3 separate regions of the Mus musculus genome follow, and all the other regions are linked to region 1. The links are chromatin loops, found by intact Hi-C in ENCODE. Cell type or tissue: heart. All regions are shown on one strand. Region 1 has its middle 6.5 kb from the start of Gm36024. Region 2 holds the start of Otx2 (orthodenticle homeobox 2). Region 3 has its middle 76 kb from the start of Tmem260.

What was found. Hi-C counts contacts between places; a loop is a spot of excess contacts. Peaks named below come from ENCODE experiments on the same cell type or tissue, not always from the same donor. Only the 100,000 strongest peaks of a DNase experiment are listed, where the experiment ranks them.
Region 2: a loop joins it to region 1, with 2.3 times the contacts of the local background. A loop is called at or near these places in 7 of 42 quality-filtered maps.
Region 3: it touches region 1 in a loop (7-fold over the local background); 16 of 42 quality-filtered maps call a loop at or near these places.

What each region holds. Positions count from the first base shown.
Region 1 is chr14:48,987,574-48,995,573 of GRCm38, forward strand. No RefSeq gene overlaps it. Among named protein-coding and RNA genes, the nearest start is that of Gm36024, 6.5 kb to the left of the region's middle. In heart, a CTCF peak has its summit at 3,371; a DNase peak (open chromatin) is centred at 3,418; H3K4me3 peaks cover 826 bases; H3K27ac peaks cover 368 bases.
Region 2 is chr14:48,663,394-48,671,393 of GRCm38, forward strand. Otx2 (orthodenticle homeobox 2) reads right to left here and starts at 4,251. Exons shown (of 5, transcript NM_001286482.1): 1 at 4,035-4,251; 2 at 3,807-3,880. Otx2os1 (orthodenticle homeobox 2 opposite strand 1) reads left to right here and starts at 5,895. Exons shown (of 5, transcript NR_029384.1): 1 at 5,895-6,003; 2 at 6,901-7,056. In heart, no CTCF peak of the experiment used is centred here; no DNase peak of the experiment used is centred here; H3K4me3 peaks cover 2,786 bases; H3K27me3 peaks cover 5,718 bases.
Region 3 is chr14:48,366,463-48,374,462 of GRCm38, forward strand. No RefSeq gene overlaps it. Among named protein-coding and RNA genes, the nearest start is that of Tmem260, 76 kb to the right of the region's middle. In heart, CTCF peaks have their summits at 843 (motif pointing left), 4,056 (motif pointing right), 4,255 and 5,551; a DNase peak (open chromatin) is centred at 729; H3K27me3 peaks cover 1,499 bases.

The sequences.
Region 1 (8,000 bases):
CTGGGCAGAAAAAAAATAGACAAATATCTGTGGCACGAGTATATTAGAAATAATAAAATTCATTCATTTATTTACTTACCTATTTTTATTTTATTTTGAGATAGGGTGACAGTGTGTATTTCTGGCTATCCTTGAACTCACTCTGTAGACCAGGTTGGCCTTGAACTCAGAGAGATCTGCCTGCCTCTGCCTCCTGTGTGCTGGGATTAAAGACATGCCCCACCACATCTGGCTTCAGAGAAAATTTAAAAGGAAGAAGAAAAAACAGCACCCTTGCAAGAATGACCCATTCCTACTAAATAGATATTAAACTTCTTTTTTCAGCTATCAACCCAACCAAGCCCCTATATAAATCAGGTTTTTACTGATTTCATTAGGTTTGGTTGCTTCTGGGTAGGCTATACGATATATATATACATACATACCAACAACATCACTGTTTGTTGAGCATTTTCTATACATCTAGCATCTACTGTTACCTTTTATTATAATTTCTTTCATGTGAGGAGCACACTAACCCGCTTATTCATATAGTGACCATGAGCTTTCTGCTAGAGAAAGGGAAGTGTCTGGTTTTGGTAGACACATGGGTTCGGAATGAGATGGTTTAAGTTTGAATGTCTGTCCTGTGCATATTGATCATGTGTCTTTAGACAAGTGCTATTCTTTCCAAGCTTCAGAGTTGCTGCTTCTGTAAAAGGTGGATAAAATACAGTCATAATTCATCAGAACACTGACCACAAACTTGGTGGGTCTTCCTCAGGAGTCAGAAAGGTTTGAGTACTCTGTGCTAGATGTGTGCAGGGTTCTGAGTACTTCCTGCCATTATCTCATTAAGAAAACCCATTCATTTATTTATTAATCTGGTTAGCAACTCACATAGTCAGTAGATCACTTCATAAAGTCGTGCTAGGCTGTGAGAGCCCACAGGAAAGCGGAAGGGCAGGCAGTAAGCAAATAATGAGTCTGGAGGTGGTGATAACTGAAGGGGTGAGTGGTATGCGACTGTGTGTGTGAGTGTGCATGTGTGTGAGTATATGTGCATGTGAGTATATGTGTGAGTGTGAGAGTGTGTGTGAGTGTGTAAGGATGTGTATGTGTATGTATGTGTGTGAGTGTATGTATATGAGTGTGTGTATATATGTGTGAGTGTGTATGTGTGTGTAAGTGTGTATGTGTGTGAGAATGTGTGTGCTATGTATGTGTGTGTTATATGTGTGAGCGTGTTGTGTGTGTTGTGTGTATGTATGTGTATATGTGTATGTATATGTGTATATGGGTGTGAGTGTATATGTGTTATGTGTATGTGAGTGTGCTGTGTGTGTGAGAGAGTGAGAGTATGTTGTATGCAGAGGGAGAGGTTGTGAATTTGGAGGAGTCAATGGCTACAGTTAGCAGGCAAAGATGACACTAAGACACCTTCAAGGAAGATGCAGTAAGAGTGTAAGGCAGGGGAGAAAGAATCCTTTGGGCAAAGGAAAAGCCACCTGTCTGGTCTGGTTCCTGGGATGAAGGCCATCATTGTCTGTTCCCTGGCAGTCTAAGGAGTCTGGATTTAATCCTTGGGCTCAGATTTAGCTCCACCTATCACAGGTCTCAGAAATCCTCATTAAGATTTGATGACTTTTCTACGCAGTTCTCATGAATCAATCGGCCACAGCTCAGGCAAGTGGCAGTTTATAAGAGTACTCAGGGGGCTGGCGAGATGGCTCAGTGGGTAAGAGCACCCGACTGTTCTTCCGAAGGTCCAGAGTTCAAATCCCAGCAACCACATGGTGGCTCACAACCATCTGTAACAAGATCTAACGCCCTCTTCTGGAGTGTCTGAAGACAGCTACAGTGTACTTACATATAATAAATAAATAAATCTTTAAAAAAAAAAAAAAATAAGAGTACTCAGCCGCTCATGACAAGAGCCTGAAAGTCTAAAGGCTGGAAGGATATGGACTGATAGCTGGTTTCCAGCAGATAGTCTGACATGATTTCCCTGTCAATTTTTTATTAGCCTTTAAATACCAAATACACAATTCCCTAAACACCCACACACACACCCCGCGCGTGTGCGCACGCCAAAGAGCCTTTGGAAATGTTAACAGACAGCAGTACTGTAAACATTCACTTATCACATTAGAGTATATTCTAAACACAAAAAGGACCCATTACTCTTTTTTTTTTTTAATCACAGAAAGTTTTGCTCACACAAAGCAAACCCATAGCCCTTTGTCTCACCCAGGTCCCCACTCCAAAGCTTCAATGTCTCCTGGGAAGTGTTTTAGCCCTGAAGTCCAGAACCTTACAACGAAACAAGTCAAATATAACAAAGACTGTCTTTGCTCTGAACCAGGGATCACAGCATTCTCTCTGTTTCAATAGTTTCCAAACGCTTCGCAGTGAATGTGTTCTACTTTAAGAATTTCCCAATTAAAGACCTCAGAATGCAGACAAAACTCTGTCACTCCGGCTTTTCCTTTCCTCCTCTCATTTCTAAGGCCAGTTTGTTTTATTCAGGATTGAAGAAAGGACAGCAAGGACAGTTCGAGGGACAAGAAGCACGTTCCATCCCTACCGTAGAGTGCACCCCTCACTCTGATCCCTCTGTTTATATCTTAGTTTTGGACTTCTTGATTCCGAGATGATGGTTTCATCATGTGGGCCTTTTATGAAGAGTATTGCCCCAGTTGATGAAAACAATAGGCGCACAATGGCTGCACAGTGATCTAGTCTCCAGAAAAAGCGTCCATGGAGATCTACAGGGGGAACAAAGGCTAGGGGACCGTTCAGTAACATGTCTCAAATGTGCTTCCAACAAATTACACAGAGGCATCGGCGACAATATTTCAGCCACCTGTAAACAGAATGAATGGTTAAGGCTCCATTTGATAATTGTATTAGAAAATCTTACAAACTGCTTCTTTTCTGGTTTAGGGAAAAAAAATTAAATCACAGGGGGGAAAAAAACGTCACTTCCTGGTCACACTCGTACACAGCAAGAAACATTTTAATTGTAAATGTGCCTTTCAAGACCTTTAAATTTCAAAAAGATGAGGAGGCCGGATCCTGTGTGCTTACTAATCTGTAAATAGAGCACAGGCCAAGAATCAATTCTGAAATGCGGCATCAATTGCACAGGCTTCCACTTAGTTTTAGTGGAATAAAAGCCCTACTAGATACACAAATAACATCAAACTTACTGGATTAAAGAGCGGCCCCTCATACTCTAAATCATGATTGTCAATCATCACCCTGGATTAAGGGATATATTTTAAAAACCTAAAAGCAAGCGCTTCCTTTTAACTTCTGCCTACTGCGCATTTTGGATTACCGCCCAGAAATAGTATTACTTGAAACAAGACTGCCTCCCTCCTACCATCCATGAGAAGTGCATTGTTCCGCAGCTGCGGCGGCCCATCAGCCAGGCACGCGGCTTAGCATGCGAGCAGAGCCCTTAGGATGCTGTCTGTGTTTAGAACGCGGCTTCCCATTTACTAAACAGAGCTGATTTCCAGTTTCGTCAGTGTTTGCCTCAGCATTGCTATCCCCCTACCAGAAAGAAGCAAATTAATCAGAGAACTACGACGGCCACAACTTACTCACATTGTAAAGTGGGGGCATCCTTTAACACCCCCCCACCCCCCACCCACCCCCCGCGGTGGCCAATGAAGCTAGTCTAGCTTTATTTAAATGAAGAATTGTCTCGTTTCAGATTTGTTCGTTAGCGTTATCCACTTGGGCCTCTGTCTTTCAGTACTGGAAACAGTCTTAGAAAAGTCACAGGCTATAAATAACTCTTAGACCATGTAACTATCCAAGGACCTTAGAAAGTTTATATATATATTCAAACCACAGGCTCTTAAAAAAAATTAAAACAGGTCCAGTAACTTGTAGGTTGCTTGGATTTCCAGGTGAGAGAAGTTAGTTTTTGCAAATCAAATCTCTTAATGATCTACCAGACTGGTAACAAGTTTCTTCAGTTAGAGGTGGGGGAAGATGCCAAGGCTGGGGTGTTTGAGGATTTGCTAGTCTGTGCCATTTGGTGTTATTTTTAGCAAGTAAATGTATTAACATTTGTAAACATTGGGGGGCATACTTAGTAATGCAGCTACTTACAATTGTGGGGGAGGGGGTGGAGAGAAAATATCTACTGGTTCTTTAAATAGAAAAAAAATGCATTCCAGAACTAATCTCATGAAGAAATAACCTTTTAATAAGATTACTGCAAAAAGTGTTAATCTATGAAAAGTTCAGCACTCTTTTAATTGCAAACAAAACACTGAGTTTCAACCCAACAGGTTGCTTCATTGAATTCATTCATCCACGCCTGGCAAAGACATTCCAAATTTGAACTTAATTAATATTCCTTCTCTCGGTTTCCATAGTTTCTTTTTAAACACGAGTAGCAGCAAAAACTGGCAGTAACTTTACCCATATTCTCAATAATAACCCCCTCTGGCTATCAATATGGATGAAAAGGGAAAATTTTTCCATATACGGAGAGCCTCCATTTTCATGTCTTTTGTTTAAAAGCTATGCTGGTGAGATATTTTCCTCTTTCTGACTTAACTCTTTCCTGGATTGCGGTTGTCTCAGGGCTTAGGTGGAGAAGGAATGTTCCAGTGTACATTGCCAGTCCTGGATCCAAACAATAGCCTCCCACTCCCTTCCCACAAACCAAATAAAGGGCAGGGATATTCTCTGCTGAGCCTGTATCCTGGGAGGGTCTCAGCATCACTTGCAAGTCAGGCAGCACAGAAGGGTTCTTTGTTTGTTTTAACAATGAATGTACATTTCCTCGGCCACTGTGAAAAAGGAATGAATTGGTAGGGAACATTTATATGAGCAAATGACATTAGGCCCACTAAAGTGGCTGGTTTAGGCAGGCACGGTAATTCAGTACACTCAATGTATTTCCCCTGTGGATAAGGACTCCTCATACAGAGTGGATAGAGCCACAGTCTCAGATCTAGTCTTGAGTCATTTCTCCCTGCCTTCTTTCCTCTTGGGTCTATCAACGACCTTGCTGAGCTGAACACCTTCCACAAGCCACAGTGTCTCCAGCAGAACACTGAAGGGTTATAGCATCATAAAGATCTCTGTGCTCACCCCATTTCAGTCCAGAATTCTGTCCATGTCTTTCAGCCATCAAGTTATTGCTCTGATTTTATTATTATTATTATTATAAATAATAATAAATAATTTAAAACTTTATTGTAGCCTGGAGATAGCGGCAATCACCTTTCATCCCAGCAGAGGCAGGTAGATTTCTGAGTTCAAGGCCAGCCTAGTCTACAGAGTGAGTTCTAGGCCAGCCAGGGCTACATAGAGAAACTTTGTCTCACAAACAAGTAAACAAACAAAAGACCAAAACAACAACCCAAAAACCTTTACTGTAAAGATCTTTCCTGAGCGGGAGCTGTAGAGCTTTCTTAGACACCTTTGTTTTTTATTCTTTTAAGTTAGTATATGAAACAGTAGATTTCATTGTGACATCTTCATGCATGTGTGCTAGTTTACCCTGTTGTTCTTAGTTCTCGTCTAGCTTCTCCATCGGCGTATTTCATACTGCTATTAGGAAGTCATATGCTCTGATTTAATGCATCCATTTTAGTTTCAGTAAGGGTTATAAGCTTGGATCTGGCAGGAGATTAATTTCCTCTGTTTGCACAGTCAGGAATGGAGCACCCATCCCTCTGATTCTCGTGGCTCTTGTTTCTGCTGTTATTTGCATCCATTCCATCCTGGCCCACTGGAAAGTCTACCAGGTCAATGACCTCTCTGGTTACTTCTCACCGGTTTTTCGGACATCCATGACTGTAATAAGTGAGCACTCAGGACAATCTGTCATGACCACGGTTGACCTTGTCCAATGCAACTTTTTAACTAGAATCTCAACAAACTTAAGACACTTGTGGTGTAAGCACTGCCTCTGTTCGATTATGTGTTCCTGTTTTGGCTTTAGAAATACAAGTTCAAGGGATAGCTTATAGAGAATGTCAACCTGATGTCTACAGAATACTGCATCAAGTGTAGGTTCTTTTGAGAGTGGGCCCAGGGCAGCTGTGCAGGTCTAATCCACACAAAACCTAGCGTGCCATGCTGAACCCTGGTTTTTAAACTGAAGCTCTACCTCACTAACTCTCCTTTCTCCCTATGGTCAGATCTAAGATTTTTCTGTTTCTTATCATCTTTTAATGTATTACAGAGTTTATTTTCTAATCCCATTGCTTGGCTTTCAGTGGCTGGCACGAAAACTCCACCATGCAATGTGGCCTACAGTGCTTGATACTTACTGGGGGCTCACTGTTTTTGATGAATGAGAAGATAAAGCTCTTCTGAAAAGCACGGCAGAGACTGGGAGACTTGCCACTCTCATATTTGTGTTGTTGCTGCTTACTGGCTTAGATAACTGGGCACACGTATAGATGGGCCCATATCATCTTCACTACTCAACAATGAACCTGAGGCAGGCCTTGCAATCTAGCAGCCTATTACTACAAACTGTGCAGCAGGCTCTGGGGCTGGCCTAGCCCAGCATTCAAGCAACATTAGCATCAGCTAGCTCTTGAATTTTTACCTATGTGTTTGGAATTACAAAGCAACACACTACCTAAGTTTAACATGTTGGTGTAGGTGTTTCCAGTCTTTACTTGGGCAGTGAAAGGACGTATTAGTGATGTTCTTTGCTGCACAATTAAGCATGAAAGGCAAAGATTATTTGAGATCAAGTAAATTGAAGCTATGCTAATAAAAACCTACAGCCTGATTATAAGCAGGGGTTTTAATCTGAGGGTTAGATTGAAATTTTTTTCATTCTTGCATTCTTTCCTTATGGAGAAAATAACCCTGAAGGAGGCTCTAATAGTTCATCTACTGATCCTGGGAATGTGAAGTCATCCAAAACTGCAAATCCAGATATTGTAATCAGAGCAGCTGGTTTTGGTTTACTTGTTAAGAAATGTACTGTGGGTATTTAATAGTATAGATGCCAACAGGGAACTGCCCTGTTTGACCCAGGCTCTATCTTCCTTTACTTGGGTGAAATTCCATTGGTGTTCTCCACGCCTCAATTAATTTATAAAATAGCAGCAATATCTGCTGAAGAGTTCATGTACAGATTAAAGCAGCATATACCACAGGAGTATTCTATGACTGTTATGTTAGCTGTTATCATTAGGAGTTCCATATTCTCAAAAAAAAAAAAACCTGAGGGAAATCTGGAAATGGAAAATTTAGGAACTTGAATAGGAACCTCAGAGGCTACAATAACAGAATATAAGAATGGAAGAGAGACTCTCAGACACTGAAAACAAGGTAGAAGAACATTTTCAGTGAAAGAAAATGTTAAATCTAAAAAACTTTAGGCAAAGAACATCCAGGAACTCTTGGATACCATGAAAGACCAAATCTAGAAATAGTAAGAACAGATAAAGGAGGAAAATACAACAAAATAAAACAAAAAAATCAGGTCAAAGGCACAAAAATATTTTTAACAAAATTATAGAACAAAAATTCCTAACCTAAAGAAGGACGTGCCTTCAAGGTATAAGAATCATACGGATTACAAAATAGACTGGACAAGGAAAGAAATTCTCCTGGTACATAATAATTAAAATACTAAACATACCGAACAAATAAGGAATATTAAAAGCATCAAAGGGAAAATATCATGTAATATATAAAAGTAGATCTATTAGATAACACCTGGCTTCTCAATGGAGACTCTAAAAGACAAAAGGGCCTGGAAAGATGTTCTACAAACTCTAAAAAATACAAATGCCAGCTCAGACTACTATACCCAACAAAACTTTCCATCACAATATATAGAGGGGGGAAAAAGACATTCTATGATCTTAATTTAAGAGTTTCTATCTACAAATCCAGTCCTACAGAAGTCAAGAGAAAGAAAACTTCAACCTTAAGAGGTTAACCATACCAAAAAACTCCACAAGAAAGAAATATTCCCAGACCAGCAAATCAAGAGAGGGAAAAAGAAAACCACACAA
Region 2 (8,000 bases), 320 kb before region 1:
TCGAAGTAAGTAACAGATTTATTAGGGTTTTGGAGGAGTTTGATTACATGTGTCTAAAGAACTATAGCTAAACAAACAACTATTTAACTTTTAAGCGACACCCATCAAATATTTAATTTAAACATACTGAGAGGGAAAAAAAAAAGTCTTTTCTTCAAGACTAGCACAGGGCTTGACAGAAATGCTTAAGTTAGAATCCTAACTGAAGTAAAGTCAGATAAACTGCTGCCCCCACATTTTGCAAGTCCAGAGGGGTGCATTCCTACAGCAAGCCGCTTCCATGTTTTTTATGTCAGGAGGCTACAGATCCAGCGGGAAACACTTTTTCTTGGATTTTGGGTTGGGGGGAGAGGGGGCTGCAACGGGAGCCACCTTTCCCATATATTTAGGTTTGAAGTCAATAAACATCCAAAGCAATGGAACTAACCGCACTTCTCTCTGCTTTTTAAATTTCCTACAATTTTGTAAGAAAAGGAGCTGGGTGGGGGGAGAAAAAGAAAAGTCATCTGTGTTCCTTTGCTGAACCCCTCCCCCCATCGATGTTAATACAGGCAGGCAATGTGTGTAAGGCTGGCTTTTATTTTCCAAAAATAAGGCACTTAAAGCGCTCTCTCTCTCTCTCTCTCTCTCTCTCTCTCTCTCTCTCTCTCTCTCTCTCTCTCTCTGCTTTGAAACTTTGACACTCTGAGAAACTTCCTCAAAATGGCGGATACAAGACTGAGTTCTCTGTCACTTCATAAAGTTCATTAATGAAAAAATTAAGACCTTAGGTTTTCATATTTACCTTGCTTAAGAGACAAAGGCAAAGCTTCACAAACAAAACTCAACAGCTGTGATTTCTTCCAGATTTACATTCAGAACACAAGTCTTATTTCCCCACCCTAAAATGTGATTTTTATAAATGTCCTTCTAAGAGAACTGGATTGTTAACGAGTGAAACTAGTTACTTTTGCGAAGAACACTTTATATTCTGTGTTCCTTCTTCCAAGATCTAGCTATTTGTAACTGTGAACGTAAGATTCTTTAAAAACCCAGTCGTTCCTTATTTAAATACCCTCTAAAGAGGAATTCTTTGAAAATACACTCTTATTCCCTTGGACAGTTCTGACCTGTTATATATGATGTTAAGATGGGCATGTATTTATTTACTAGTCTAGCTCTCACCCAATTAGATCGCCTAAACAGATCATTTGATAAAAGCGGCATGTTCCAGGATAAAAAGCAGTAACAGAAAGTTCGGGGCGAGGTCCTTCTTGGAGAGTCAAAACGGCTCAAATTGTCAGGGAAAACTATTTTCACTTTTCCTCCTGGAGATGTGGGCGGAATAAAACAAAACAAAAACAAAACAGGAAAACCAAAACCCAAACCACGGTCACTTCTCCACAGCGAGCTTAGATAATAAACACGGATAGATAATAAAGACGGCTGCGGGGCCCTTCCACCTAACTTTCACCGCTTGCTAAGGATTCCATTCTAGCTTCCTCTCCACGCACAGTGCAAAGGGGAATGGGGGTGGGGACTCTTTCTAAGACACAAGAGTTAAGGTGACCGCTCTCGAGGAGAGATGGCTTCCGAGAGCTCATACCTAGGAGCAAATAGCGATAGCGCGGCGACTCCCCGACTGCTCTCTCCTCCAGGAGCAAGCGACTGGGTCCGGCGTCTCTGCCCTGCAGTCCGGCAGATCAGCAGCTCTGATGCCCAAGCCCCGTCTCCACTGCCTGCGCCGGCCTGCACAGCCTTATATCTAACGGTCAATTCGTGCAATCTGTCGCTTCCCCCTCCAGATCGCCCCCCCTCCTTGGTGGTTTTTTTTCCCCTTCTTCCAAGAAGCCCATCTACCAGTTGCTGTGTCCTCGCTCAATAATAATTACCTCGTCCGAGAATTAATTATAATAAATGTTTTCTTGATAAACTAACGAGATAATCCGAGGGGCACACGTCCCTTAATTACAGGCCGTCGTGCTCAGCTCTGCTTCTCGTCCTGGCTGATTAATTTTCTGCATGATAGAAAGGAAACAAAACTTCGCTGACTGGCGGCTCGGCCTGAGGCAGGGGAGAGGACCGAGAGCCGGAGGGAAAGGAAGAAGGAGGTACGCGGGCATTTGGAAAACAGCCGGCGCCAGGCCCGCCAACTCGAGTGAAAGTTTCTGGCCTCGGGGAATCAACATCACCACCCGCGAGGGAGGGAGAAAGAAATGTGCCAAAGGGTTGCTCTTGACTATTAATTATAGTTCGAAGAAGCCCCGGTGTTAGGTCTGGAAGGAGAGGCCTGGGTGTCTACCTTTCTCTGGGGGAGGAGTTTGCGCCCAACTCCACTCTAGTGCTAATAACTTTCAGTGGCCGGAAAAAGTCCCGAGGTGAACAGACGAAATCCTGACACCCCCCCCCCCCCAAGCTCTGGAATGGAGGGCACAGTTTCCAAGGAAGAGCAACTCCTCTCGGTCCCCACCCAAAGTGGTCCACGCGGCTGGGCCTTCTTTCTCTCTCCATACACCCTTCTCCCTCCAAAAGACCAAATCGGTTTGGGGCTCTAAGGTTTTCAGATTTTCCAGTGAAATCGGACACTGGCTTTCAATAGTCCCTTGAACGCATCAACACCGCCACTTCTTCGGAGTTTGCCGCGCGAACCGTCGCCCAGGCCGGGTGTCAGCGGGGACCTTCTAATAGTTCGTTTTGGGGGCAGGCCGAGAGCAGGGGCTGGGCCTCGGCGAGCCCCTCCGTATAAGGTCAGCCTTGACCTACGACACTTCATTGTCCCCAAGCCAGAAAAGGCAGTACAGAAGTGCTTAACGGGCCACGATGCTACCCCAGACACAAAACAACTAAGAACTCGAAGTCCTTCCTAGGGAGGGACTCCGGGGTCTCTGACCAGGAGCATCCAGGCGCCCACCCTCAGGTCTGGCTGTCCCAGTTGCGCGCAGAGGCTGAGGCGCGCGTGCCCTGAACCACACTAGCCACAGTCGCCTTTAAAACCTGTCCAACTAGCGGCCTCGGCCTGGCGATCTGGCCCAGAAGCCCCGACTTTCAGTGTACAGTTCTGGGGCTTGGGGGAGCCGCACCCCTAGGGATGGAGAGGAGGAGAGTTGTAAAAGATTCAAGAGCCCTAGCGGCTTTGAGAAGAGGCGGAGAGCAGAGGGGCATTAAGCTTGGGGAGTGAGGACGAGAAACAGGAGCTGAGGCGGCGCGGGAGTAACAAGACGCCAGCGCTGTCGCCTCCTCGGTTATCCGCTCCGATTTCGGCTCCCGTTGCAAACCGAGGAGTCTAGAGGCAGCCCGAGGCCCCCGCCGATAATGGAGAGCCGGCCTTCGGGAGCTCCGTCTTTCGGAAGCGTCCACCTTATTATCTTTGTTTTAATTTACCAACCTAGGTACATTACACAAGCATTATTTTGTCATGGATTCTAAAATACGCCCTTGGAACCAAACCTAAGGACTCCAGCTCAATCTAGGGGCCAAAATGCAAAGCTCGCGAGGAGAAGCCATGAATAGCGTGGGCATAAGAACAAAACCCCTCCCCAACTCCCAGATTAGACTCCTAGGATTTCTGCGACGTTCTTCGGTAGCAGCGACCCCCAGGAGCACGCGCTCTCGCTCCCTCCCACTCCCTCCCTCTTCTACAGATCGTCAAATTTTTTCCTAATGGTCATTATTTCGTCTCAAAATTCTCATTAGAAAAATAAAATACATCGCCCGCCCCCACCCAAGGAAGTTCCACGTCCGCAGAGTTGCACATTGGAGGAGCGGAGGTCACTGCGGACTGGGGGAACACAAAGATATCGCTATAGACAAGACAGACGGACACTTACCTTACAGCCGCATTGGACGTTAGAAAAGAAAAAAAAATCAAATTATCCTTCAAAATTCCAAATAGCCAGCTATCCTAAAAGAAATCAAGAGCATTCAGTTAAAAACCTTGTAGTCTTCACCTTTCCATAAAAAGTCAAACATAACCAGAAAAAAAAAACAATTAAAAGAAAACATAAAATGAAGTGGCCAGAGTTGTAAACAGGCTTGTGTCCGTCTACGATACATACAAAGTAGAGGTGGCGACTGAGCTCCTCTAGCGATTTTTATTTTTTAGTAACAGTGGAGGCTGAGTTGGAGCTGAGGAAGGTTCCGCTCTCAGGGAGATTTGCTGAGAAAGCGCCTCTCTGGCAACTTTTTGACGCAAACTCTCCAACCAATGGCAGGGAGAGAATGATTGACACATCTAAGCCAGAGGGAAAATAATAAAAACACACAACAGGGGGAGGAAAACAGGCCGCTGCTGCACGGGGGGAAGAGCAGGCAACAAATCCAGGCCTCCGACACTACCAGAACGTTCTTTAAAACACTGGGCTACGCTTAAAATATACATTATGGGCCCAAGCATGTGAACTAATTGTATAATTAAAATGATGGACAGGAAGGCCTCCCTCTTCGGTCTTTTCTTCTTCCTTTATACTCCTTCTTATCCTCCTTTTCTTTTTTGTTTTTATTTTAGAGAAAGGATACCAAACAACATAAAGCAGGAAAATATTTAAGTCAAAGCTAGGGGAAGGAGGGAGGGGGTAGTACCCCGTTTTCGATTTCCAACGCTAGCAAAGAATGTGTGGGTCAGAGGCAGAACTCAAACCCAGGCACAGGCTTAAAAACAGGGCTATGTTCTCTTGAAGAGGACCAGACGGCGCTGAGGGAAAAATGGGTGAAGATGAACAAGAGTGGAACTGAGCTGTGAACATGCAGTGTAGGCAGAGAGTCACGCAGCTATGGACTGTCTGAAAACTCCAGCGTCCTCACTGGCTGTTCTTTTACCCCTTAGAATAACCCTTGGTCTCTGGAGTTCTGGCTTTCCAGGCATGTTTTTTCAATTTGATAAGCATAGAGCAAGATACAAAAGAAAACGTGAGCTCCCAAATCTACCGCCAAGGCAGATTTCCGGCCAAGGGAGGGGATACCTCAAATCTCTCCAGCTGAGTATGAGGTGACAAAAAGCCCCCAGTAGAAACAGTTTGTGCTTAAGAACAAACGCCTGGTACTTCAGGCCTGGGAGTTACTAGGGATGGAGGCGCCCTACTCAGAGGCCGAAACTCGGGAGCTGGGATGCTGCAGGGTCAACCAACTCAACTTCTTCTGGTCCAGACTGGTTTTTTTTTTTTTTTTTTTTTAAACAAGAATCAGAGTTTTCTAGAAAAGCAGAAACACGCTGGACAGAATATTAGGGGACGGGGCGGGGGGAGGTGAGGGGCAAACGCTACTGCTGAGTGTGTGAATGGAGGCTGGGAGGGGGAGGGGGGGGGAGGATAGCTTTCCCCTCACAACTCCCAATGCAGAAGGAAAAACAAAACAAAACGAAAAAACCCACCCCTCCCTCACTACCTCAGTCACCGCCACCACTGCTAGTGGGCCCAAAGAAACAGCTCGTTGCCTTTAATTTGGGGACCTATGTTAATGAAGTTGGTAATTAATTCGTCGCTTTGTTGTCGGTTCTTATACTGTATGTGTAATCAAATGTGGCCGTCCTTGGGATTTACAGCAATTAGCGAATTACGGGAGTGCGCACGAGGCTGCAAGTTCTCGGCAGCCCGGCTGGGCTCGGCTCCGGCCTAAGGCTGGGCACTCCGCTGCCGCTGCAGACTTGCAGGTGTGTCCTAAGAGCCTTGGGGTCCTGGAGGCTCCGCGAACCCTCGAGCTCCTCCGGGCTTGCCCAGTTCTTCCTGGCTCCTTCGTAGCTGTTCCAGTCCTAAGGAAACTCCTGGCTGTCGCGTTCCCCAGAGCCACGACTTTGTGGGGCCTAGGCTAGGGGGGAGGGTGAGTACGGATCTTTCCTTGTTACCCCGCCCCCACTGTGCAGAAACACCTGGCGACTGTCCCTAAGGCCTTTCATTTAGGAGAGGTAAACAAATGTCCCAGGCAGTTGTCCCGCGTGGCCCGGGCTGTGGGAAGCAGGTCCTGGCTCTTGGTCCGAGCCATCGTGCTTTGTATGATGGAAAGGCAAATCCACGCGAATCTCTTGAAAAAGAGGTTGTTTCCCACCCCGAGAAAAGAGTTCTCCCCGGTTTGATCATAATGATGTTGAAAGCATCAAAGGGCGAGAAAGAAAAGAAAAGAAAAGAAAAGAAAAGAAAAGAAAAGAAAAGAAAAGAAAAGAAAAGAAAAGAAAAGAGAAAAAGGCCATTGTGGATGTAGGGGAGCAAGGCCTTGGGGGCAGTAGAGGTGGGGTGCGGTAACGAAATAGAGCGAGGGCTTGTGAGTCACTCAAAGTAAATGAAAAAATCCGGAGAGAAAGCGATACATCTACAGTAGGGTCCGGAGACATTAGGAACCTCTCAAGGCCCGGGTAAAGGTTTGGGGTGTCATCCTGAGACAACCCAGAGCAACCAAACCTCCCAGAAAAGTCCGGAGTGCTATAGACAGTGGAGGATTTCTGTTAGATACAGCGTGGGAGGGCTTTCCCCTTCAGCGGCTGGCAGCACACAGCCCCCCGCTTCTCCTTTGCCCTCTAGTCTAATAACTTCGCGGAAATACAGGGCCAATAAACCACCAGTTGGAAACGGACAGTGTTAAATAAACAAGGGTCTCTTTAAAATTCTCATCCACTTCAGATGTCTAAAGTAAGATCGTGATGATTTTGTCACGGTTTGGTAAATTTACCCCTTTAAGAGGCTTTTCATAAATCCCAGAACACACCTTCAGCCAGATTTGAATATAGATTTAGGTTTTAAAACCCAGAAGCTGGAAACACTGCTTTATCAAAGAGAATTTCCCTTTAGCTTAGCAGTGTGCTGCAGCTCTCAAAAGATTGGATCTGAAAGAGAGAGAGACACACGCACACGCACATAGGAGGAGAAAGAGAGCCAGAGCCAGAGATGAAGACAAGGGAGGGAAGGGAAAAAAGACTTTTCTTTTTTTTCTTTCTAGAGGAATTCTGCCCAGACTCTCCAGCAGTTGGTAGCAGGCAAGCTTTCTCCTGTGTCGCCTGGAAAAGTTGCAAAATTGCTCTTCACCTGTAAGAACATGCATTTTATCTTCCAGTCTCTTCTTGTCAATTTGGAAATTGCAGACACCCCGGCTCAGGTACGGTTTCCACAAACCCTATTCTAGGTCAGGACAAAAGCCACTGGCTTTGGGAGAAGGGGGGTGGAGAGGGTGGGCTGCTTCACAGAAACCCTTAGAAGCTTGATGGGAGAAAAAGACTCCTTGGATGGAAACATCTCTTGATTTTCAGTAAGTTCTTGAGCCTCCAATATTCTTCCTAGCCATTCATTGTATTTCCTTTATCCAGAGTTTAACTTTTCTCCCATTTAGAAAACAAAAACATTTCCTATGAAACTGACTTAAGATAGCTTGATTGTGGTTTTTTTTTTTTTTCCCAACAATTCTCATTAACTAGTGGGTGGGTCGTAGTGGCTGTGTGTACAATTACTCTGCTAGGCTGATGAGATATGAAGCTTCGGGAAAGTAGCAGCATACAGGCACCAAGTTATTTGTCAAGGCTTGTATGTGATTCCCACATTATGGCTGATATCCATGTTTTGTAATCTGGATTTATGTATATCACTAACTGGGCTGATTTTTCTCCATTCAAAATGCCAAGCTGGTTTAAAATATTCCAAAGTTTCCTCCAAGTTTATTAACTATGGGAGTGGGTGGGGGAGGGGAGAACCATCCCTGGGGTCTTCCAGGCTAATTAAAAAAAAAGAAGAAAACCCATATCCCACAAGAGCACAGTGGGGGTTGGTGGGGGGAGTAGTTAGACTCCCTGGACACTAACTTCCGAAATATGAAGATTAATTTCAAATCTTTTCAGCAATTCAGTGGACAGTGTGGGGAAGAGGGGGTGACCACATTTTGCATGAGAATCATCACCTATTAAAAAGAAGTAATTCTTCACTAGTTTTTTTTTTAAGAAATGACTTTATTTTGAAATTTGCCAAGCTTAATTCTAATCATTTCTTAGTGGGATTTGAGGCAGTGTGGGCAGGGTGGGGGGTGCAAAGCAGACCACTTATGAGTTAAGC
Region 3 (8,000 bases), 620 kb before region 1:
TGCTCTGGTCCCCTGGCTTTTAAAATCTTTCTGTTCCCTCTACTAGGGCATTTCCTGAGTCTTAGCTGTAGCGCTCGTGCTGTAGATGTATCCACACTGGGGCTGCTCACCCCACAGACAATTACTCTCTGTACTTTGACCAGCTGTGACTTTCTGTAATGGTTTCTATCTGTTGCAAAAAGGCGTGTCTTTCACAGAAGTGAGAGATACACTTAGGTGTGGGTGTAAGGGTAAGTGCTTAGGACACAGAAGTTATACTGCCCGAGGGAAGCAGCAGTAGCTGGCTCTTAGGGTCTATGGCCTTAGCAGCAGTTGGCAGCTGGCTAGGTTGACAGTACCAGGTGTGAACTCCCTCACTGAGCCATAAGTCTAACTAGGTAGCTGTTGGTTACCTCCAGGATGTAAGCACCGCCACTGTGCCAAGTGAAAACAGAGCACAGGGTAGGTAGTGAGAACCTGGATGACAGTTACGGCACACAGATTTTCCTCCATTCATAATGTCTGCCTGAATAAAATATTTAGATACTAATGTAATTGACACAAGACAACAGTGGTTTGTTTTGTCTTGAGACAGCGTCTCACTAAGATGCCCAGAACAACCCTGAATCTGATCTCCAGCCCAAGTTGACCTCAACCTTGGCAATCCTCCTGCCTCAGCCTTCAGAGTGGCCAGGATTATGGGCATTGGGCCACTAGACCTGTCAGGATTCTTGTTGGCAATGTTTCATTCCCACTGCATCCCCGAAGTCCCTGGGAAAATGTTACTTAAGCCTCCGAGAATACTTGGGGAGGTACATCCGGAATTCCCATCTGTGCTGCGTTAGCGCCCTCTACTGGCTCAATTATTTTCACCGGCACAACAACAGTAAAGGCTTATAGCAGTAAATAACTAAAGAAACAAGGACTTGAAACTGGAACTCCTTAAAAAGACAACACTCTATTTTAAGTGAGATGGTGTGACCCAAAAATACCATCACAACCGTTTCTTCCTGGTGCACAGATAGCTCTTATTGTAAACCACAGATGTTCGTTTGGTTGCTCCGATGCCACGATATTATATCATTCTGGTCCTATAATAACAATCACACTTCTGCCCCCCCCCCCAAGACAAACGTCAATGGCCAATTTGGACTGATTTAAAAAATACTGTCCAAACATCATCTAGACAAACAAAAGCATGCTGTTGTTTGGACAAGCAAGGAAACTATCTAGGGCAAGGAGAAATTCCAGGCTTCAGATACTGTCTCTTCACAAAGGAGAATGTATAGTTAGACTAAAAATATCTTTGTATCTGATCATCACAGGGTGGTGGGAACCTCTTCCATGTGCAGGGTTTGAAGAGTTTTGCATATTCACTAGTCTGGGTAGACACTACTGACTGTCTGGGTTTGAGGTATCTCTAATAGGCTGTGGCTTCAGCAAAAAGCAACAAGACTGCAGAGCGCACGCAGCACAGCATGGTGTACCCAGACACGAACTTAGTTCTCCGTCTCACACGTTCTAACACCATGTAATTTCATTCTCAAAAGACGGAGTTACTGCCAGTCAGCCTGGGACCCTCTGAATCATCATCAGGTCCTGTGTTAGCCACAGGACCTGTTTTACAATCTTGTGGTTCATGCTTTCCATAGGTTTCTTTTCAGAAAAATGCCTAGACTTCATTTGCTTTCTGTGTTCATTTCTGATAGCCAAAAGTGGGATATTACCCAAGAACCTTCTCGAAGGCTGTGAGGATCCCCACTGTCTACTGGAAGAGGGTCTTTCCTGATGCAGCAGTGTCCTCAGATCTTCCAGTTTCACAGTCAGACCCTCTGCTGGCCCCATTTCCCTACCCTTTCCCCCCCCCACTGTCTTAATACCATAGCACATTAGCTAAAGTTTTATATGTACAGGTTGCTCAACTATATATGATATTTAACGACATTTGCTCCAGCTATAGTCCTGTGTCCTTAACAATGCAAATGAGGAGATCCAAGACTGGGGCCATTGCCCTGGTAACCCAGAGCGTGGAACCGAAGAACGGAGGACTTTAAGGGAAGACAGAAAGACTTGTGTGCACATCTCTGCTGTCACTAAATGACCTTGGGCAAGTCACTTGCCCTATTCATGTCTTAGTCACAGAAAACGGGTCCAGTAACAGGATGCAAGTTGGTTGCAAGCATGGAGTGTGGTTGAAACACTGGACCACAGGAAGCACTTTCTAAAAGGTAGCTACATAAACCCCACCGTCATTGTCACTGATCCCACGCCACCATCCTCAGCCCCAAGTCTCCTTCAAATCTACAAGGCTGCGCCCTCTTCTTCTCAGAAGCATTGATATTTGCTTTGCACCTAATGTCTGGGTAGAAAAAAAAAGAAGAAGACAAATTTCTCTTTAAAAGGCGTTCCCTGGATCAATTTCATTGTCCTCTTCATGCCTCCAAACTCTTCCCACAATTTCCATGGATTCCAGAGCCCTGGAACCTAAGCCTTCTATTCTGCCTCTGCCAGGGGCCAATTGTAGGATATTTGGTCTCTTAGAACCTTAGGATTTGGGGAGGGGGGGGTCTGGGGACTGGAAAATAGAAACTTCACAAAACGGTTCAAAGAACTGATATAAGGATTCGGTGCCCCTCAGAGCAGACCCCCCCCCCTGTATTTCCTTTCATACTTGCTGGGGTAGTTCTGCCCCCTTGTCTCTGAGGTGTCCCCTATTTTGTTTGTGAAAGAAAGGGATTAGACCACTTTAACACTAGTGTCCCACGACACTTTACAATGTTTGGTGCGAGTCCCCACAAGACAGAATTAGAAAAAGAACAATTCAAAGATAGTTCCAACACCCTTGCTTCTTAGACACTAACTTCTTTTTCCTGGCTGACTTTCTCATGCTATACTCTGGAACTCTGTCTTTCTAATTCCTTGTGGTGAGTTCCATGTCTGTCTTTTCTCTCTTGCAACAAGCGTGTTTCTTTTTATTTGCCCATTGTTACTACATAACCTATTCTTCAAAAAGTTATTCTGTATCTTGTGTCCTAACCTTGAAGGCCATGACCTGATCTGTTTCCCAAACCTACTCTCAGCCAGCCTTACCCACCTCAGTCAATCTCCCCCATTTCCTTCCATTCAGTGAATAATTAAAAATTGAGCATTGAGGGCTGGAGAAATGGCTTCCATCTCCTCTGGTTCCCAGCATCCACATGGTGGCTCATAACCACCTGTAACTGCAGCCCCAGAGGATCCGACGCCATCCTCTGGCCTCCTTGAACACATGCAGTGTGCATACATACACGCATACACTCATAACACATAAAGCAAAAATAAAGCGTTTTGAAATTTTGAGCTTTATTCTTGAGTCCTTCTTTCCCTTTATCATCAACATCCAAGCATTCAGCAGATCTTGTTGTTCACCTCCAGAATATATCCATGTGTGTCAGCTTTCTCTACGGCTACCTGTGCTGTGCTGGATCAAGCTGCCACCATTTCCAACGCAGAATTGCTATAGTAAACCCATCTCCGCTCCCTTCCCATACCGCTTCTTTTCCACTTGGTACCCAGAGTAAGCTTTAAAGAATGTCAGTCAATCTGTGTGTTTTCCTTGTCCAATTTTATTCAATCTACTTTGATGTTCTGAGGCTATGGATAAAACCATCCCCTGGCCTTTCCACCTTCAATGGAGAGCCCCAGCCACTCTGAACATTGTGCTAATCAGATACCCCAAACCCACGCCTACTTGGAGATTCTTACTCAGCCTCCTTCTTTGGTCTGGAATGTTAGCCTCCAGCTCTCGGGTTAAATGTCACCTGATCAGGGACAACACTGCACACAGCACAACAGCGAATGTCATCTTAGCCCTGGTCCACGACTGTGTTCAATTTTAATAATTGCTTTCTGAGATCTCTCATATTTGATTTTCAGCCTACTCTATTGGAGTTAGGATCCTGGCTTATTTTCCTTGGTGGTGCCATTGCAGAGCCTAGGACTATACATGGCATAGAATAAGCTGTTCAATAAACAATTGCATGAACACAATCAAATCAACCCACATTGGCATAACAACACTATTACCATTTCCTACCACTAGAGGGCAACCAATCACCTAATTAGAATGACTAAATCTGTCCTTTCATACGTGCCTCCCAACTCAAGTTGATTTTAATCACTAACAGGGCAGATATCTTTTTTTTTTTAATGCTTTCAGAAAATAATAAAGGCCTTAGGTTTTCAAAACAGCCACTAGGGATAAGTCCAGGAGACAGTTTATTCCAGAATAACCAATGGAGATACTTTAAGTAAGTTTCTTATTTAATGGTGTTATTCAAGTTCGTTTGTTTGCTCATTTGTTTCATTCTGTAGAATGACATGCTGACTCTTGTGGTGTGGGATTTTCCAGGAGTTCGGATGAAATGTGTGTAGTAGATTGAGAACGGCTGAGGACGAATGAGTTCTGAGGACGAGAAGAGAAGCCCCTGCTCTGCGTTTGGCTGGAAGTGTTCTGTGCCATACAGCCATGCCTGCTAGGACAGCTTCAGATATAACTCAAGTTATTGCATGGAGGGAAGTTCTCCATGAGTGTGTTTTGTGTTTTTGACATGTGCTCTGTGATGTACCGAAGACACCAGAAAAGTTCTATCTTTTCTGTCCTGCCTTCTTACCATATTGGCTCTCAGTGTTTCATGTTGTTTTGTTCAGTTGTTTATTTTGTGGTATTTCTAGAAAATCATGTTCAAGGTCAAGAGACAGGAGGAAAGGGGAAGCCAGTGCCAGCCACTTCTCTCTTTCATCAGTAGAGGAGAAACCTTCCTGCTAAAGACCATTCGGCCACTGTTAGCTTTAAGGGACACTCAGAAAATGTCTGCTTAACAGCAAGAGAATCATCATGATGGATAGAAAGGCCAGGACTCATTGCCAAGTGCAGTCTGTTTGTTACAAACTATAACAGAACAGGTTTCCATTCAGTCCAAGGAAGGGAGCTCTTAACAGTATCTGCTTCAACCCTCTGCTGTTTCTTGGGAGCCCTGGAACTAGTGATTCTCAGCTGGCTTACAATGGAAATGGCACCAGCTCCAGCACTCTGCAGATGTGACACCTGGACGCCTGTCCCTAGCTTCTTCTGAGTCAAGTTCTCCTACACACACACACACACACACACACACACACACACACACACACACGAGAGAGAGAGACAGAGACAGAGACAGAGAGACAGAGAGAGACAGAGACAGAGAGAGACAGAGATTGACAGAGAGAGACAGAGATTGACAAAGAGAGACAGAGAGAGACAGAGACAGTGACAGAGAGAATCATAGATTCCTGCCTAGCCTTAAGCTTTGACTAAAGTGATCCTCACTAAGCCATTCTTGGCCAGCTCCATGTCGCGGGCATGTCTGTTGGGCCACCCCTGTTCTCACAGACAAGTCCACTCTGGCACACATCATGCTGCTCTGTAGCTGTTTGGGTTTTGTCTTTGTTCACCACAAGAGTGAGCATGGAGCCTGGCACATAATGTGGATTAACAGCTGTGAATGAAGCCGGTGAGAACTGCAGAGCTGGGCTACACACTGTAGGTGGTGCTGGACCGAGCACAGAGAACATGCAGTGTTGGTGCTAGAGAGTACAGCTTTCAGAGAAGTGCTTGGCTTATAGCCACCTTTTACATGGTGTGGACGATAAAGCTCTATTGGAAGATAGATAATAGATTGAAAATATGCTCTCCCATTCTCTGGGGGAAGCCTCCCCCACCCCATGAACTACCATGTCCTATCTGTGACTTATACTTTAGCTTCCTATATAAGGAACCATTGCTCAACCCAAGGCCACAGTTACCTCCGTGTTTTCTCTTCAGACTGTATAGTTTTAGCTTTTACATGCGTGTCCTGATCCCTCTGATTGACTTCTGTATGTCAGTGTGCAGCAGAGGTACAACCCCAGTCTTTGGCATATTTATGTCATGTTGAAAACAGTCTTTCCTCGTATACCTGTCAGAAATCAGCTGGAGGTCACAGATGTAAGAATATGATGATCTGCTCGCAGGCTCTGTTCTTGGTGCCATTCTATTAGTCTTGTCTTAGTCAGAAAACAGACCTAAGGGAGAAATCACACACAGAGAGAAGGGGAGTAAGGAGGGGGGAGAATTAACATATATAAACGGGATTGGCTTGCAAAATTGTAGTAAAGTCAAAATTGTCTGGAAGGACAGACGACAGCCCTAACGCAGATGTCAAGCTACTGTTAACAGGAAGAATTTCTTCCTCTTCAAGGGAGCTTTGAGTCTCCCTTCGGATGACTGATTCAAGCCCTCCGATAGCCTATGGTGCTCGTCTTTGCTTTAATTCAATTGGTCATACACTTTAATGACATCTACAAAACAAATCCATAACACCGCTTAGGTTAGTGTCTGACAATATCAGAAGTCTCGCCAGGGTGGCATATAAAACTGACCGCCACGATCTATAAGCCTGTGCTCACACCTGCACCACAGTCTCCATTTAATTACCAAAGCTCTGTGATCAATTTGCCGTTGGGAAGTCTACATTGTCTAACTGTGTTCTTACTTTTTTATTTTTATTTGTGAGTTTGTTGGGTACCTGTAGAGGCCGCAGGAGGACACTTGATCCCCTGGATCTGAGATCACAGGCAGTTGTGAGCTGCCTGATGTGGGTGCTGGGAACTTAATTTAGGTCCTAGGCAAGAACAGCAGAGTTCTTAGCCCCAGAGCCATCTCTCCAGCCCATGGTCTTCTTATTAGAGATTATCTTGTCTCTGCTGAGTTCCTTGTATTTCCATATGAACTTTAGAATTAGCTTGTCAGTTTCTGCACCCACAATCATTTTTATATTGAAGTAAATTGGCAACTTTGAAATCTAATGCATGTGATCTCAGAGAGTGGACCAAGTAGACCACTTGGTCTTGGCAGGAGAGAAAAGTTTTTCTTTACCATGACAAAGCACATGGCCAAGATGCCCGTGAGGCAGGTGTGCGTGAAACATTGGTGTGAGGTCAGTTTTATGTGACATGGTGACTTCATAGATGATAACACAAAGAAACAAAGACAAGAGCTTTAAGAGCATCCATGCATCTGTCTGACCAGAAGACCAAGACATGATGAAATGCTCATACACTAGGGAGAGCTTAGCACAGCCTTCTTGCCAGAACACTGCATCTCGGTCTCCACCCATGGACCTGAGGTCCAAGAAAAGACCCTCTGGAACATGACCCAGGACTCTTTTGTGAGCTATTTCGTGACGAAGGCAAGAGGAAGCAAGTGTGCCATTAATGTGCCATTAATGTGCCTGCTGTTTCCTCCAGGCCTCAGGACCCACATCGGGGGTAGCAAGTCCTGAATCCTGTCATCCCTCGAGACCACTTGCCACGGTGAGAGGCTCAGATCAGACAGCATCTTTAGAACAGGTGAACTAATGGTACACCCAATACACAGTTTACAGTGATGGAAAAGTGCCGTGTTATGCATGCATGACTTAGTGTGGTCCTTACAGTAATATGGATGATAGCTCAAACTTCTTTAAGGAGGAATGTCTAGCCAATCAATTTAGTCAGTCATGATCCATTTGTTAGGTTACCCAGAAACCTACTTGAGACTTTATGCGGTCACCCCCCGCCCCCCAGAGAAGTACCTTGTGTCTGGGGAGATAAATAAACATGGTTCCTTTGGGGGAGGGGGAGTTTGAGTGACTACAAGAGCAAACACTGTTGATATGAAGAGATGGAACCAACTTGCCTTGTAGTTTTGCTAATGAAGTTAATTATTTTATTTTTGTGTGTAGTGTATATGTGTACACCCATGTGAGTATGGGTACTTGTACATGTATGCACATGGATGGGTGTCAGCCTCTCCACGGTTTTGGAGACATAGTCTCTCAGTGAACTTAGAGCTTGCCAATTGGCTAAACCAGCTATCAGATGGGCTTCAGGCACTCACCTGTCTCCACGCCCCAGTGCTAGTATGGCAGGGCACACTACCATGCCTGCTTTTTATGTGGGTCCTGGGAACGTGAATTTGGAAC